Linked DNA regions of Homo sapiens: region 1 is linked to region 2. The links are chromatin loops, found by intact Hi-C in ENCODE. Cell type or tissue: mammary epithelial cell. All regions are shown on one strand. Links, peaks and the distances in the headings refer to the core of each region. The heading gives the core; the rest is flanking DNA. Region 1 overlaps LOC105378782 (a long non-coding RNA gene). Region 2 has its middle 10 kb from the start of WLS.

The links. Hi-C counts contacts between places; a loop is a spot of excess contacts. Peaks named below come from ENCODE experiments on the same cell type or tissue, not always from the same donor. Only the 100,000 strongest peaks of a DNase experiment are listed, where the experiment ranks them.
Region 1: it touches region 2 in a loop (7-fold over the local background); 17 of 110 quality-filtered maps call a loop at or near these places.

What each region holds. Positions count from the first base shown.
Region 1 is chr1:68,304,034-68,312,374 of GRCh38, reverse strand. LOC105378782 (a long non-coding RNA gene) reads right to left here. Exons shown (of 3, transcript XR_947476.3): 3 at 6,807-8,341. Among named protein-coding and RNA genes, the nearest start is that of WLS, 76 kb to the right of the region's middle. In mammary epithelial cell, for the core only: no CTCF peak of the experiment used is centred there; a DNase peak (open chromatin) is centred at 4,674.
Region 2 is chr1:68,238,747-68,247,087 of GRCh38, reverse strand. It overlaps the pseudogene RPS7P4. Among named protein-coding and RNA genes, the nearest start is that of WLS, 10 kb to the right of the region's middle. In mammary epithelial cell, for the core only: no CTCF peak of the experiment used is centred there; no DNase peak of the experiment used is centred there.

The DNA of each region.
Region 1 (8,341 bases), core at 241-8,240, 65 kb before region 2:
CACCTTCCTGTAATCCCAGCTACTTGGTAGGCTGAGGCAGGAGAATTGCTTGAACCCAGGAGGCAGAGGTTTCAGTGAGGCGAGATTGCGCCATTGCACTCCAGCCTGGGCAGCAAGAGTGAAATTCCGTCTCAAAACAAAAAGAAAGAAAGAAAGAGAGAGAAAGAGAGAGAGAGAGAGAGAGAAAAGAAAGAAAGGAAGGAAGGAAGGAAGGAAGGAAGGAAGGAAGGAAGGAAGGAAGGAAGGAAGGAAGGAAAAGGAAAAGAAAAGAAAGGAAAAGAAAAGAAAAAAGAAAAGCAATGCCTGTCATTCTACTGGACCCTAAGAGGGACTGGGTATTAATATCAATGACTATGTATCCAAAGCTGCCCATCATATGCTGAATCTTATTTGATCCACTGTGTCATGGTTGGAGTAGGTGCAAGGCAACTTATTATTCCATGGAAATGCTACATTAGGATCAGGTCCAAATAGTTCAAGAAGGTACAAGTACATTTCATAAACAGGTAGCTCAGATTCACATTATCAAACTAATGCCTCTTCTAAAATCCAAACCTCTAATTTATGGAGGGCTTTCCATAACCAATTGTCAGAGGAGGAAAGGACTTGGGCTTGGTTCAAAATGGGTGGCATAATACGTTGGTGCCGACTAAACATGGACAATTGTTATTATAATCCCATTGGGGTACTTCTAGAGGACAGTGGTGAAGGGAAATTCTCCCATTGGGCAGAGCTGCTAGCAGAACACTTGGTCATTTGATTATAATGGAATGAGATGTGGCTTCAGGTACAGACCTACATAGACTCCTGGTAAGCGGTCAGTGACTTGGCTCATTGTTGAGGGGCCTGGAAGGAATGACAAAAGATCAAGAACAAGGAATTCTAGGAAGAGTTATATAAATGAATTTATAGGACTGAGCCCAAAGTATTTATGTCCTTGTGTCTCACATAAATACTCATTAGAGAATAGTCCATGCAGAGGAGGTGGTCAACAATTAAAGGGACAGAATGAATCTTTCTATGGATTGCCCCCTTTAGCAACCACAGCCAATGAAATGGGTCATGTGGCAGAAACTAAGACATTGAATTGGCCGGACAGCATTGACTTCCTCTCACAAAGACTAATACAGCTACTGTCATGGTGAATGTCCAGTCTCCTAGTAGAAGAGACTAATTCTGAGCCATCAAGATGGCACTATCCCTTGAGGCAAACTCAAGTATAGCAGTAGGTTTACTACAATGAGCCACTTCCAACATGAAAGGGACTGTGACTTGGTCTCACTGAAATAGAAATCTCCTTATGGTGTTAGTTTGCCTTCCCTTGTACCTCCCTCAGCACCACCATCTACTGGCTTACAGACTATCTGATCTATGTGTATTGTATTCCATTCAGCACTTCCCCAGAACAAAATCCCAATTTATGCCAAAGGAAAGGCTACCTGGATGCATGACTAAAGGACCCACTGGTCTTCCTATGCACACCATCATCAAGATACTCTGTCTAGTAGAACAGTGGAAAGTCCTGTTAAAGCTTCAGCAAAGGCACCAGCTCAAGAGTTCTCTTTCCCCTAAGTTGTAGACTATCTGCTGACAAAAAGCAAATTATATGGTGTTGCTTTATCCTAAATAGCAAGAATTCATGGATCTGGGAACCACAGAGTCAAATAGAATTGGGTTTTCTTATTTCCGAAACTCACAGAACTTGTACTTTCTAATCATAGGTTGTACAAGGTTAGAGATTACAGTTCTAGAGGGATCAGATGGATGGCAGAATGCTCTGTCAGATGACACAGAAAGGTACCTAATGAACTTAAAGCTATAACCTACATACCTTTTTACTTGAAGTTCCTTATACCAGGAACTAACACATAACAAAGGTGTGAGTGTCTCCTCAGGAATCACTGATCCTGATTATCATGAGAAATAATCCAGAATTGCTACTATACAACAGGGATAAAAAGGAACATGTCAGGAACCCAGGAATTCACTGAGGTATCTCTGGGTAGTAGTTTGTTTGTTTGTTTGGTTGGTTGGTTGGTTTGTTGGTTGGTTGGTTGGTTTTTGAGATGGAGTTTCGCTTTTGTTGCCCAGGCTGGAGTGCAATGGCACGATCTTTGGCTCACTGCCACCTCTGCCTCCCAGGTTCAAGCAAATCTCCTGCCTCAGCCTCCTGAGTAGCTGGGATTACAGGCATGCATCTCCATGCCTGGCTAATTTTGTATTTTTAGTGGAGACGGAGTTTTACCCATGTTGGTCAGGCCGGTCCTGAACTCCTGATTTCAGATGACCCACCGGCCTCAGCCTCCCAAAATGCTGGAATTACAGGGGTGAGCCACCATGCCTGGCCTTCTCTTGGTAGTATTATGCATAGAAGATGCTCAATTGTAACAACCAGAGCCTGACAAGGGCAAGGCAACTATGAATAGAAACCCTCAGAGATGAAGCTCCATGTCATCCCAGCAGATGAACAACTGAAGATGAGGGGATTCAGAATAGATGGTGAAGAAAGGAGGTGATAGATACCTATTACAGCCTTGGGATCAGTTGTAGCAACAGGAATTATAGCTTCACTCAACCCTTTATTTAAGTCTTTTCAGAGATTATAGCTAGTCACCACCTTGAAGAGGACTCTTTGGTTGAGTGAACCTCTCCTTTTGGGAAAAAAAGTGACAGCATGCTGTTCACACACACACACACACACACGCACACACAATGTTTATTATGGCAGCTGGATATAATGAGAGCACATGAATTGATGTGAATAGTGCAAGGGGTGGAATGTATCATGTACAGCCTATGGCTTATTTCAATATCTTGGCTGCATCTACTTCTGTCATTGCCATGCTTGTTCCAACACCAGTAGTCACTGCACTGACAAACATTGGTTGATCTCTGACTAATTTCATGTAGGCCGAACAATATTTTCACATGCCCACACTAGGCACTTCTTGCTTTTTGCCCAGTCAATGCTGAGGGATGAAATGACATGAGGCTTGCTAGGTCCCACATAGGTACAACCCAGATGTGTAGAAGAACTAATGTACTAGAAAGCAAATATTTGACCAATGAGAAATGGGAGCTAGTGGATAAATTCTCCTCCCTTCCTCCCCTGAAAGAACTGTCTTGAGAAGCAGTTGCTTTTATGGGCTCAGAAGAAAGTCTCATGAGATCAGGTAATAGTCTCATTTGATTCCAAGCATGGCCAGCTTGATTCTTCAATCATGCTGTACAGGATTAGGAAAACTCATGCCATGAGAAAATGGGATTACTGAGATTTTCTTGTAAAAAAAATTGAATGCAGGTGTATAAGAAGAGGGCTATGTTTAAACCTCTTATGAAGAACAGAGTTAATATGGATCTTTCTGACACTTCAGAAAGTCAGCCAGTAACTCTTGCTTGCTGGTTGGCTGTCAATTCCAATTCATCCATTCTGTAGGCCTGACCCAAGGCATTTAGCAGCAGTGCCAGCAGATACACAGTGGTATCCAGAAAAGGAGAGAGCCATTTAAAAAAAGGAAATTATACTAAGCACTGTGGCCTGTGCTACACATATTCCATGTATTATTGCATCTAATCTTCATAGACAGGTATCATTATGATCTCTAATTTAGAGGAAAGGAAAGAACAGGAGTTCAGATTAACACCACCCAATCACTAAGTGGATAGGGGTCAAACTCATATTGTTTTTGACTAATGCAATTTCTCTAAACTGGATTCCTTTACCAAGAACCAGAGCTGTGCTCAGCTATTATTGTTTTGTGATCTCATTTGACCCAAAGGAAAGGAAGGCTGGTACCCTGAAAGAAAGAAAAAAATCACACACACATATTATCTTGGCAAAAGCACACATTAAATACAGTTATAGGTAAAAGAGGAAAACAAGATGGAATAGAGAAAATCAAAACAATCTTGGACTGCATTTGTCCAGACCGATGGTTCACAAAGAGTGTAACACAGCACGTATATGTATCCCAAAAAAAAGTGGATGTGTTATTAATTTGTGATCAATATACCCAATACTTTTTGGCTAGCACTAAAGACATTCTATTCAGCAATGCCTGCCAGATAAGCAGTGGGTGGTGTGACAGGCTGTAGGGCAGAGCAAAACTTGCTGTGAACCAGAAAGGATTGTATCAAGATCAAACAGGTGCCAAAGAAAGAAGCATTTACTGGAACACTTGAGAACACTCTCTTCTGTGTATATAAGACAGAGTAGTTAGGGTAGTCAATATTTCTATCAAACAGCAACAGTGTTGCTGAGAGACCAAGAGAGAACTGAAAAGAAAATTAAAATGTGAGACAAGATTGTTTTCTGCCCCTCAGACTGATCAGTAATGACTGCTGACTTATTTACTGATGTTACATGAATCTTTTAATTCCTTCAATTTATACCACTAAAAATACCATAACTATGAAAAGTGTGATAACACTGGTTTAGGAAACCAATTTACTTTATCAGAATTACCGCCTTACCTAAGCTGAGAAAAAAATGGGAAACCCTGCTTGTTAAAGCACTTTTCTTACAAAAGCACTTTTCTTCACCAGTACAACTAAGACGAAAGTAAGATTAATAAGATGTAGATCCACTTTCATGGGGCTTTCTAACAGAATCTGGCATTCCTTTGGGGCAGGTGACTCACCTGGACACAACTGGCTCAGAAACCCTGAAAGATAGAAGACATCACTCACTGAGAATGTATTTGGAACACAGAGAGCTAAAAATGAAATTCCCTAAGCCATGGGTGGCACCACAACATGCAATAGAAAGGACTGGAAGGGGGGTGGTGCTTTGAAATAAGAAAGCCAGGATTTTGCTGTGACTTGGCACCTCTCCCTCCATTTTGCCACACATAAAGGAAGCCTGCAAAGTCGTAAATGGCAGACCTCACATCAGCTGAAGAGCTGTGAAAGTAGCCGCCAAATCCCACAGGCTGTTCTTGAAACTAGTCATGACTCCTGATTAGGCAGAGACCTAGGAAGCTGTGCGGACCCTGCAGGTTTGCTACAGCTCTTTCAGGAGTGTTTGCTACAGTTTCCTTTGCTTTGCTTTAACCATAAGGAGACACAAGTTTCACCTGCTAAAGTCTCTTCTGTCACACTGTGGTCCTTTTATCAATATTTGATGATGATGAGGTTCAGGACATATGGCACCTTAGCATTAGAGAAAACAGCAGAAGCAGGAAGGTCATTCTCAACTTCCCCTCACCCTTTCTCCCCTGAAGCAGGCCATAAAACCTAGCTGACATTCTTCTGAAGTAGGTCATAAAACCTTCATTCCGGCCAGCACAGTGGTTTACGCCTGTAATCCCAGCACTTTAGGAGGCCCAGATGGGCAGATCACGAGGTTAGGAGTTCAAGACCAGCCTGACCAACATGGTGAAACCCCATCTCTACTAAAAATACAAAAAAATTAGCCGGGCATGGTGGCATGTGCCTGTAATCCCAGCTACTCAGGAGGGTGAGGCAGAAGAATCACTTGAACCCGGGAGGCAGAGGTTGCAGTGAGCCGAGATCGCACCACTGCACGCCAGCCTGGACAACAGAGCAAGACTCCCTCTCAAAAACAAACAAACAAACAAAACAAAACAAAACAAAACAAGACTTCATTCCAGAGGTGCCCACCCTATGCCCAGGAAAAAGGAACATCCTAATCCTCAGACACAGAGAAGCCAAGAAGAATCTGAACAAATAGACCTTGCTAAATTCCTCCCAGTTTATTACCATTATTAGATCATAATCCCTCTCTCCAATCATACTTCTGCACCACTGGCCACTTTTCATCAAACCTAAGCATAAAAATACACAGATTTCCCTGTTTCTTTGGGGTCTTCATTTCTGAAGATTTCACTGTCTCATAAAACTTACATTAAATACATTTGTGTGCTTTTCTCTTGTTAATCTGTCTTTTATTATAAGTGCCTCAACTATGACCCTTGCAATGGGTAAGGAAAAGATATTATTTATTCTCCCATACAATGACAGCAACTCAATATGTGGCATTGACTTTCACATTTGGCTCTTGATGCTGACCTGAAAATAACAGTTCAAATAACAGTTGAAAGCATCCCATGGTAAAAAGAAAGTCATTTTTTCTTTTTTTTTGTTTTCCTGCGTGCTTAGCTCTCCAAGGTTGGACATGAATTTAAGGGCCACAGAGCACTGGATGAAAATCCTAACTCCGGCCGGGCACAGTGGCTCATGCCTGTAATCCCAGCACTTTGGGAGGCGGAGGCAGGCAGATCATGAGGTCAGGAGATCGAGACCATCCTGGCTAACACGGTGAAACCCCGTCTCTACTAAAAAATACAAAAAATTAGCCGGGCGTAGTGGTGGGTGCCTGTAGTCCCAGCTACTCTGGAGGCTGAGGCAGGAGAATGGCGTGAACACGGGAGGCGGAGCTTGTAGTGAGCTGAGATCCCGCCACTGGACTCCAGCCTGGGCAACAGAGCAAGACTCCATCTCAAAAAAAAAAAAAAAAAAAAGAAAGAAAGAAAAGAAAATCCTAACTCCAACACTTACTGTTTTGTTAATTTAACTCTGAATTTCAGACTAGTCTTTGTTAAGTGGGGAATTTGACACCTGTCTTACAAGAGGATTTTTGAGAATGATATTATGTAAAGGGTCCAACCCAAAGACAGTGCTCAATAAATGTTAATCATCTTGCCCTGATTGCAGTTAAATTCCACGCTTCCTTTAATAAGAAATGTAGTTGGGTATTATCTCCATGTAACAGGCTGGAGAAATGGAGGCTGATAATGTGGCTAAAAGACAGCCGGCAAATAACAGAATTAAGAATTAACTCCACATCTTTTTGGAATTCCCAGTGCTTTATTCCTTTGCTCTGAGACATTGGGCTTCAGTTCATTTATTCACTGATTGAACAAACGTTTTTCAGGGCCTAATATATGCCAGATAGGAGAAATAATGGATAGAAAAGAAAACAGGCAAATCTCTGCCCTCATAGAATTTATATTCTAGTGAATGGAGACAGATAATACTAAATATGTACAACGGGGACAAATGCCAGAAGGAAAAAGAAGTGGAGTAGAGGACAGGAGTGTGGAATGTGTGTGCTAATTTACAGAAGACAATCAAGAAAGTGGTCTGATAAGCTGACCCTTGAGCAGACCTGAAGTCTGAGTGAGAATTGAGCCATGCAAATATCTGAGGGAAGAATGTTTCGGGCAGAGGGAAGCACCAACTACAAAGGCCCTGAGGTAGGAGCGTGCTGCATTTGTCAAAGGAATATCAGGATATAGCGAAAGGAGAGATGCAGTGGGAGGCAGGTTTATCCAGGGCTTCATAGGTGGCAGACAGCTCTTTGAATTTTACTCTGAGTGAGGTGGGAAGTCAGTGGGTATGTTGGGCAGAGAGGTAACATGATCTTAAGTGTTTAAAGGATCATTTTGGCTGCTGTGTGAAGAGACCATACCCAGGACATGGGAAAAGCTCAAGATCATTTCCTAATTCAGGGGAGAGGAGAGGGTGACTTGACTAGGATGAAGATAATGGTGGAGGAAAAGAGGAATAGCTGGGTTCGGGATATATTTTCAAATAGGCTCAACAGAATTTGCTTATGGATTTAATTTGGGCATTAGAGACAGAGGAAGACATGTTAAGAATAACATCAAGGTTTTTTTTTTGTTGTTGCTTAAAATACCATAGAAAACCACCAATGATTGCTAAAGTATCAGCCTTTATAAGTAACCCTGAATTCGTCATTTCCCCTCTCTAACTTTAGCTTCTTCATCTGCAAACATTTTGTGATGGGTCCAGGAGCACTTCAGCATCCCTTCACTCCAGCATCCTTCATGCCAGCAAACTTAATGTAATGACAGTGTTTCCTCTTCCCAATTCTAAGAATTTCTCTCCTTCCACCCCCAGGTATCATTCTATTTCCCTCCTCTTTTCATTTTTCCTACTTCCCTTTTCCCGTTCTACCTGCCTCTTCCAGAGGAGTCAAGAAGAGCTGAGGAGACACAGTCACAACTAGGCAGAGAAACACCCCGTTTCCTCTGGATCATGCTGGCCACATATTTTCAATCCATCAAAGGCTAAGTCTTGAGCATCTACAATGCATTAAGTACCCTAGGAAGATAGCTCATGTCCTAGGAACCAGTTGCTTCTCCTCGCGTTAGTATCTTGACTCTTGTGGAACCCTCCAAAAGAACATAAGGGAAACAGTGCTGCAGAGCTGTACCCTAAACCTGGTAAGTTTGGACCATGTAAAAAGCTTTATTTCTCAGAGTATTGCTATTGCCTCCCTCAAACCTATTCACTGATCTCCTGAAGTATACATATTCAACTGATTTGAAAGCTAGACAAATAAAAATTCTATTGG
Region 2 (8,341 bases), core at 178-8,177:
AGAACATTTAATCCTCACAAGTATTTGAGATGCATACTATTCCTATTTTGCTTCTAAGTGTTATATATTAATATATTTCTTCTGTCTACTTGTCTGTTTATCTCACTTCAAAAGTGCCCATCACTTAGCATGTATGTGTTTGGTCTTATTATTATGCCATATTATTTATGACACCTGACAAATAATATGTTCATTACCTGTTGACTACATTAACTTAAAAGTCTAGGATGATTTCTGGGTTTTCATCTTGGGCCTCTGGATGGCCAGCAGTTTAAAACAGGTAATACAAGAGGAGGAATACCATGGGATCACAGCTTGGTGGTACCACTTTAGGAATGAACTGATCTGTCCCAACGATTATGTTACAAGGGGAAAGATCTGAGCTTGGCTGTGAGTTACACACCACAAAGTACGAGGTCCCACATTGATGAATCGGGGAAAAAAAGATAATCTAAAGTAACTAGATCTTAGAGTACTCTGTGAGATTTTGCTAGATACGAGCTTAAAAAGATAGGCTTTATTTATAGGCAATCAGACGATACTGCCAGCCTCTATTCAGAACAGAGAAAAACAGATCAGTGTTTTGTAATGACCACACTCTGAAAACAGTTTGCAAACTATATTATCTATCATAAGAAACCAGAGATTGGAGGCCTGATAGTGAAGGTCTTCAATAGTCTAAACTGGAGATATTATAGGGGTCTAGACTTGCAGATCAGTGAGGATGGAGAAGAGATGCCAGCTCACTATGAATAAGGGAGGTACGGTCTGGTCAAGATAACTGCATGTGTAGGTAATGAATCTAGGATGACCTTGAGATATGTAAGTCGGGTGGCTAGTTGGAGAGTCAGGAAAACTCTGAGATAGGGAAGGTGTCTGGTTGATTTGGAGGTGCATGTGGTTTATCTAGGCAGAGAAGTCTAGGAAGCAGTTGGTTATATGAGTTTAAAGTTCAGACAAGGGGTCAGGGCTATAGATAAAGATTTGCCCACAGACCCTATGAAAAGAAGAGGTAAAGGAGAGAATACTCCAAAATACAGTATTAACTCTCAGGGAGTTGGTAGAGAAAATGGAGCCAGCAAAAGAGAGAGAAGGAGATGTTAAGAGAAGTAGAAGGGGAACTGAGAGAAAAAAGTTACTGAAGCTGAGGAGGTGAGGAGAGACTTTTCTGGAGGGAGGAAGGTTACATTTCAGAGACCTCTAGTAGGATAAGCACCAAGGTCACTCCATGAGATTCATCAGAGCAGTCAGTAGAATGCTGGCTGTGGAATCTAGATTTTCTGCAGATGGCCAGAGAGGGAATGGGAAGTGAGATTATAAAGCCAGCAAATAGGAACTATTGTTCCTAGAAGTCTTTGTTTTATTTTGTTTTGTTTTGTTTCGTTTTGAGACAGAGTTTCACTCTTGTTGCCCAGGCTGGAGTGCAATGGCACAATCTTGGCTCACTGCAACCTCCACCTCCCGGGTTCAAGTGATTCTCCTGCCTCAGCCTCCCTAGTAGCTGGGATTACAGGCACCCGCCACCATACCCAGCTAATTTTTTGTATTTTTAGTAAAGACAGGGTTTCACCATGTTGGCCAGGCTGGTCTTGAACTCCCGACCTCAGGTGAACCACCCGCCTCGGCTTCCGAAAGTGCTGGATTACAGGCGTGAGCCACCATGCCTGGCCCCTAGAAGTCTTACGGTAGAGGAAAGAAGCCCAAGAAGGCAAAGGGTTAAGGAGCCGTAGAGTTAAGGGAAAGATCTTTTTTTAGGATGAGGAACACTCCAGAGTAAGATTGAGGAAAGGTTTGAAAAAAGATCTCTAAAGATATCATAGAAGGTGACGGGAGGTAATTAATAATAACAACTAACCATTACTACATTCGTGCCATGTGCTAAGCACGCTCTGTAGTGAGTAGTTTTCACTCACTGACTCATTTAATCCTTGCTATCATCCTGGAGGCAGGGACAATTGCTATTGTCTTCATTTGTCACAGGAGGAAATCAAGGTACAGACAGGCTTAGTAACTTGCTCAAGGTTACATAGCCGGTACTGTAAATTGCAGAGCCAGAAGTTCAAACTCAGGCAGTCTGGTTGCAGAGAATATGATCTTCACCATTAAGCTGTACTGACCAACTCTCTAAAATGGGTCTGAGAACTTTGTCCAAGAAGTGGTTCATTGCTTCCTTGGAGACAAGGCAGAGAAGATACTTATCAGTTTGGAGGCTGAGAATGTTTATACTTAATGGCCCCCACCTCTCCTTGTCCCATAAAATAGAACGTCTATTGAGAGAAAAAGATGAAGAAGCATGAAAGCTTAGAAGCCAAGACCTGGAAGAGCCACTGGGATTCTACTAGAATTAAATAAAAAGACTTCTGAGTAAAACACAGTCCTTTGACCTTAAAAAATATATAATACACTGAAGTAGATATGACAAGTGCCCAAATAACTATAATCTGGGGCAATATGTGTGAAGGGACATAATAGACATAGAATGTTAGTTGTACAAGGGTTCACCAAGGGAGACACTGTGTCAGGTTATGGGGTAGAAGGATCAAAAGAATCTCAAAGTATGTGAAATATTTGAAAGACAGAGTTTCAACAAGCAATCCAGGAGTCTTAATATTTTTCCAACAGACAGCTTACTAAGAGCAAGGTTCAATGAAAACATTGTTGATAGCGATTAGAGGAAACTGGAGTTGACGGGAATGTGGCGCAGAGGAGAAAGAGTCTCTGACCAAGGCAGGATGAGAGGGCAGGGGTTGAGGGCATTGAACCTCACTTTTCTAACTAAATAACAGTATCCACCTCCAAGATTATCCTTTTCCTCCTCCACCTCCTCTAGTTTCTCCTTGTTATTGAGTGCTTATCAAATGCCTGGCATTTTGCTAAGCTTTTTATTTTTTCTATCTATCTATCTATCTATCTATCTATCTATCTATCTATCTATCATCTATCTATATCATCTATCTATTATCGAGACAAAGTCTCGCTCTGTCGCCCAGTCTGGAATGCATTGTCATGATCCCCGCTCACTGCAACCTCCACCTTCCGGGTTCAAGCAATTCTCCTGCCTCAGCCTCCTGAGTAGCTGGGACTACAGGTGTGCACCACCACACCTGGCAAATTTTTATTTTTAGTAGAGATGGGGTTTCACCATGTTGGCCAGGCTGATCTCAAATTCCTGACCTCAGGTGATCCACCCGCCTTGGCCTCCCAAAGTGCTGGGATTACAGGTGTGAGCCACCACGCCCGGCCAACTCTTTATATATTGAATATATTTGATCCTCATCACAGATTTTGTGAAGATAACATCATCTCCATTTCACAGGTGACTTAGCTGAGGCTCTGAGAGGTTAAGTTACTTTCCTGAAGTCTCAGAGCTAGATGATGGTTAAGGCAGAATTCCACCAACATCTGTTTGATCCTAAATCCTTGCTTCTCATACTGCCTCTCATAATTGAGTAACAGCACCTGGCATATAGGAGATGTCCAATAAATTTATAATGGACATTAATAATAACTAATGGATATATGTCAAACAACATGTGGTGCTTGGGGTGGGTTATTAAAATGTTTAAAGTGGACAGAACGCTGTTCTGCACATGCACCCCAGAACTTAAAGTAAAATACAAATAATAATAAAATAATTTCAAAAGTGGACAGAAACCAAGGTACCCTTGCGGGATTGGCAGAAGAGGAAAAAACTCACTTTTTTCTCTCCTTTTTTAGTGACTACTTACTTATATTAAACTTACTATGTGTCAGGCACTGTTTTAAACACTTTATACAAATAAACCCTCTTAATATTCATTACAATCTCATTTACAGATGAGAAAACTGAGGTACAAAACATTTAACCTAACTGGCCCATGCACACAGCTAGTAAGTGGCAAAGCCAGGTGATCTGGCTCTGGAGCCCATGCTCTGAACCATGCTGTCTCTGTGAGGGTCAAATGGAGCCAAGCATGGAGGACCTTGTGCATCAAGCTAAGGAGAGCAGCTCTTCATAAGCCGGCGCTCGGCGAGTTCTCCCAGGAGAAGGCCATGTTCAGTTCGAGCGCCAAGATCGTGAAACCCAACGGCGAGAAGCCGGAGGAGTTCGAGTCCGGCATCTCCCAGGCTCTTCTGGAGCTGGAGATGAACTCAGAACTCAAGGCTCAGCTCAGAGAGCTGAATATTACGGCAGCCAAGGAAATTGAAGTTGGTGGTGGTCGGAAAGCTATCATAATACTTGTTCCCGTTACTCAACTGAAATCTTTCCAGAAAATCCAAATCCGGCTAGTAAGTGAATTGGAGAAAAAGTTCAGTGGGAAGCATGTCGTCTTTATCGCTCAGAGGAGAATTCTGCCTAAGCCAACTCGAAAAAGCTGTACAAAAAATAAGCAAAAGCGTCCCAGGAGCAGCACTGTGACAGCTGTGCACGATGCCATCCTTGAGGACTTGGTCTTCCCAAGTGAAATTGTGGGCAAGAAAATCCGCGTCAAACTAGATGGCAGCCGGCTCATAAAGGTTCATTTGGACAAAGCACAACAGAACAATGTGGAACACAAGGTTGAAACTTTTTCTGGTGTCTATAAGAAGCTCATGGGCAAGGATGTTAATTGTGAATTCCCAGAGTTTCAATAGTAAACAAAAATGACTAAATAAAAATATATATATTCATAGTAAAAACACACACACACACACACACACACACACACACTAAAACGCTAAGGAGAGCAATCCTTGTCCTTTTGCTTTCTCCAGTCTGAGGTCTCTTCTACACCTCTTACAGCAGTCATTCTTTTTTTTTTTTTTTTTTTTTTTATGAGATGGAGTTTTGCTCTTGTTTCTTGGGCTGGAGTGCAATGGCGCCATCTTGGCTCACCGCAACCTCTGCCTCCCGGGTTCAAGTCGTTCTCCTGCCTCAGCCTCCTGAGTAGCTGGAATTACAGGCATGCGCCACCATGCCCGGCTAATTTTGTATTTTTCGTAAAGATGGGGTTTCTCCATGTTGGTCAGGCTGGTCTCAAACTCCCAATCTCAAGTGATCCACCTGCCTCAGCCTCCCAAAGTGCTGGGATTACAGATGTGAGCCAACATGCCCGGCACAGCAGTCATTCTTTAAGACTTGCCCTCTCAGCTAATAGAGTCATTGTATCACCAATACCCTTTCATCTACATGAGATTATAAACTTTGTGAGAGTAAAAGATATCTGTCATTTTTGCATTTGTGTCCCAGCACTTGCCAGATACCTGGCATATGGTCAACACATAATAAATATTTATGGAATAAATGAAAGAAAGCTTCATCAAATCATTCATGCTTCAGGTATCAGATAGGACATATGTTCAAGGCCATTCATTTGGCTGTAAAGGAGTAAATGAGACTGGGTAATTTATTTTTGTTTATTTATATTTAGTGTTACTCTTTTTAATTTAACTTTTATTTTAAGTTCAGGGGGTACCTGTGCAGGTTTGTTACACAGGTAAACTCATGTCATGGGGCTTTGTTGTACAGATTATTTCATCACCCAGGTATTAAGCCCAGTACCCGTTAGTTACTTTTCCTGATCCTCTCCCTCCACCCACCCTCCACCTCTGATAGGCCCCAGTATGTGTTGTTCCTCTCTATGTGTCCATGTGTTCTCATCATTTAGCTCCCACTTGTAAGTAAGAACATGCAGTATTTATTTGGCTTTCTGTTCCTGCATTAGTTTGCAAATGATAATGGCCACCAACTCCATCCATGTTCCTGCAAAGGATATGATCTTGTTCTTTGTTATGGCTGCATAGTATTCCATGGTATATATGCACCACAGTTTATCTAGTCCACCACTGATGGGCATTTGGGTTGTTTCCATGTCTTTGCTATTGTGAATAGTGCTGCAATGAACATACATGTGCATGTGTCTTTATGATAGAATGATTATATTCTTTTGGGCATATACCCAGTAATGGGATTACTGAGTCAAATGGAAATTCTGTCTTTAGATCTTTGAGGAATCACCACACTGTCTTCCACGATGGTTGAACTAATTTACATTCCCACCAACAGTGTATAAACACTCCTTTTACTCTGCAACCTCGCCAGCATCTGTGTTTTTTTTGTTGTTGTTGTTGGCTTTGAGATGGAGTCTTGCTCTGTCACCCAGGCTATAGTGCAGTGGCATGATCTTGGCTCACCACAACCCCACCTCCCGGGTTCAAGCAATTCTCCTGCCTCAGCCTCCTGAGTAGCTGGGATTACAGGTGCCTGCCACCACACCTGGCTAATTTTTGTATTTTTTAGTAGAGACGGGGTTTCCCCATCTTGGCCAGGCTGGTCTCGAACTCCTGACCTCATGATCCACCCGCCTCGGCCTCCCAAAGTGCTGGGATTACAGGCATGAGCCACTGCACCCGGGCTTTTTGGTTTTTAATAATAGCCATTCTGACTGGTGTGAGATGGTATCTCATTGTAGTTTTCATTTCTCTAATGATCAGTGATGTTGAGCTTCCTTTCATATGTTTGTTGGCCGCATATATGTCTCCTTTTGAAAATTGTCTGTTCATGTCCTTTGCCCACTTTTTTTAACGAGGTTTTTTTTCTTGTAAATTTGTTTAAGTTCCTTATAGATGCTGAATAGTCGACCTTTGTGAGATACATAGTTTGCAAAAATTTCCTCCCATTCTGTAGGTAGACTGGGTAATTTATAAAGAAAAAACGTTTATTTGGCTCATAATTCTACTGGCTGGAAGATTGGGCATCTAGTGGCAGCCCCAGACTGTTTCCACTTACGGGGGAAGGCAAAGGAGAGCTGGCATCTACAGAGATCATGTGGTGAGCGAGGAAGTAACACCCAGCTCTCCTGGGAACTAACAGAGTGAGAACTCACTCACCACCCACTCCCAGGAAGGGCATTAATCTACTCATGAAGAATCCACCTCTATGATCCTAACACCTCCCATTAGGCCTCACCTCCAACCTTGGGGATCAGATTTCCATGTGAGATTTGGAGGGGTCAGATGAGCCAAACTACAGCAACATATAACAGAAATAGGAAAATGTTTGCCCTCATACATTGTTGTCTTAAGATGAATAGTATTCACAAAACAACTCAAACTCGGGCGAAGAGGGTCTTCACTGGGGATTCATATCATAACAACAAATTAAACAAACAGAAATATTATAAGACTCAATTTGCAGATTACCTAAGACAAAATCAATTTTATGTATTACATGTCTTTTGCTAATGTATATTAAGAATGTCCTCAAAACACTCTAGCATTATGGTTAACAATTACTCTCATGAGTCATTTGACTTGAAAATTGATCTTCAAATTGGAAAAGCCCTTAGCAGCAAATACCAGCAAAGACAGATTATAAAAATTTAAGGCTTAATGGGAGGGAGTTTGCTCTGAGTGGGAGTTAGGTACTGAGGAAGAGAACAGAGTTGAACACATGAACAGAGGAGCAGGCAGAAAACATTAAAACAATGCCTGTCACTGGGCGCGGTGGCTCACGCCTGTAATCCTAGCACTTTGGGAGGCCGAGGCGGGTGGATCACGAGGTCAGGAGATCGAGACCGTCCTGGCTAACACGGTGAAACCCCGTTTCTACTAAAAATACAAAAAATTAGCCAGGCGTGGTGGCGGGCACCTGTAGTCCCAGCTACTCGGGAGGCTGAGGCAGGAGAATGGCATGAACCCGGGAGGTGGAGCTTGCAGTGAGCCAACATCGCACGACTGCCCTCCAGCCTGGGCGACAGAGTGAGACTCCATCTCAAAAAAAAAAAAAAAAAAATCTCAGCTTCCCAATTTGCTAGCAATGTGGCCAAGGGAATATTCCTTAACTTCTCTGAAACAGCTTTCCTCTTTTTAAAATGATTACAATAGTACCTATCTTACAGGATTGTTGTATGGATTAATGGAGATAACATAGGGAAAGCATTTAGAAGAGTGCTTGGTACATAGAAAGTAGTCAACATAAGTTCTCATTCTTGTTATTGCTATAATTATTGGCATTATTCATAGGAGCTATTAACTGCCACTGTATTTGATGTTTGAGGAATGATGTCCTCCCTCACTCCCAGCCATTCCAGTTTCTTTTCACTAATGCAAAGTAGGAGAGGTCCTTGATTTTCATATATATTATCCTCATGCAACCTTTGCTTTTCCATGTTACATATAGGCATCCTAAGCTGTTTTTATGGTACATTGTCCTTCATGCTGAGCTACTTAGTGATGATTTTGAGCTAATCTGCAATGGGGATAAAGATTGGGCTTTGGCTTGAGTCAGCGTCTATTCTTAACACATCTAGGTTAATGCTGAGGTTAAGCCTCAGCTTCTCTTCCTGACATTGGCCGTCTATGGGAGGTTTCCCCAAACCCC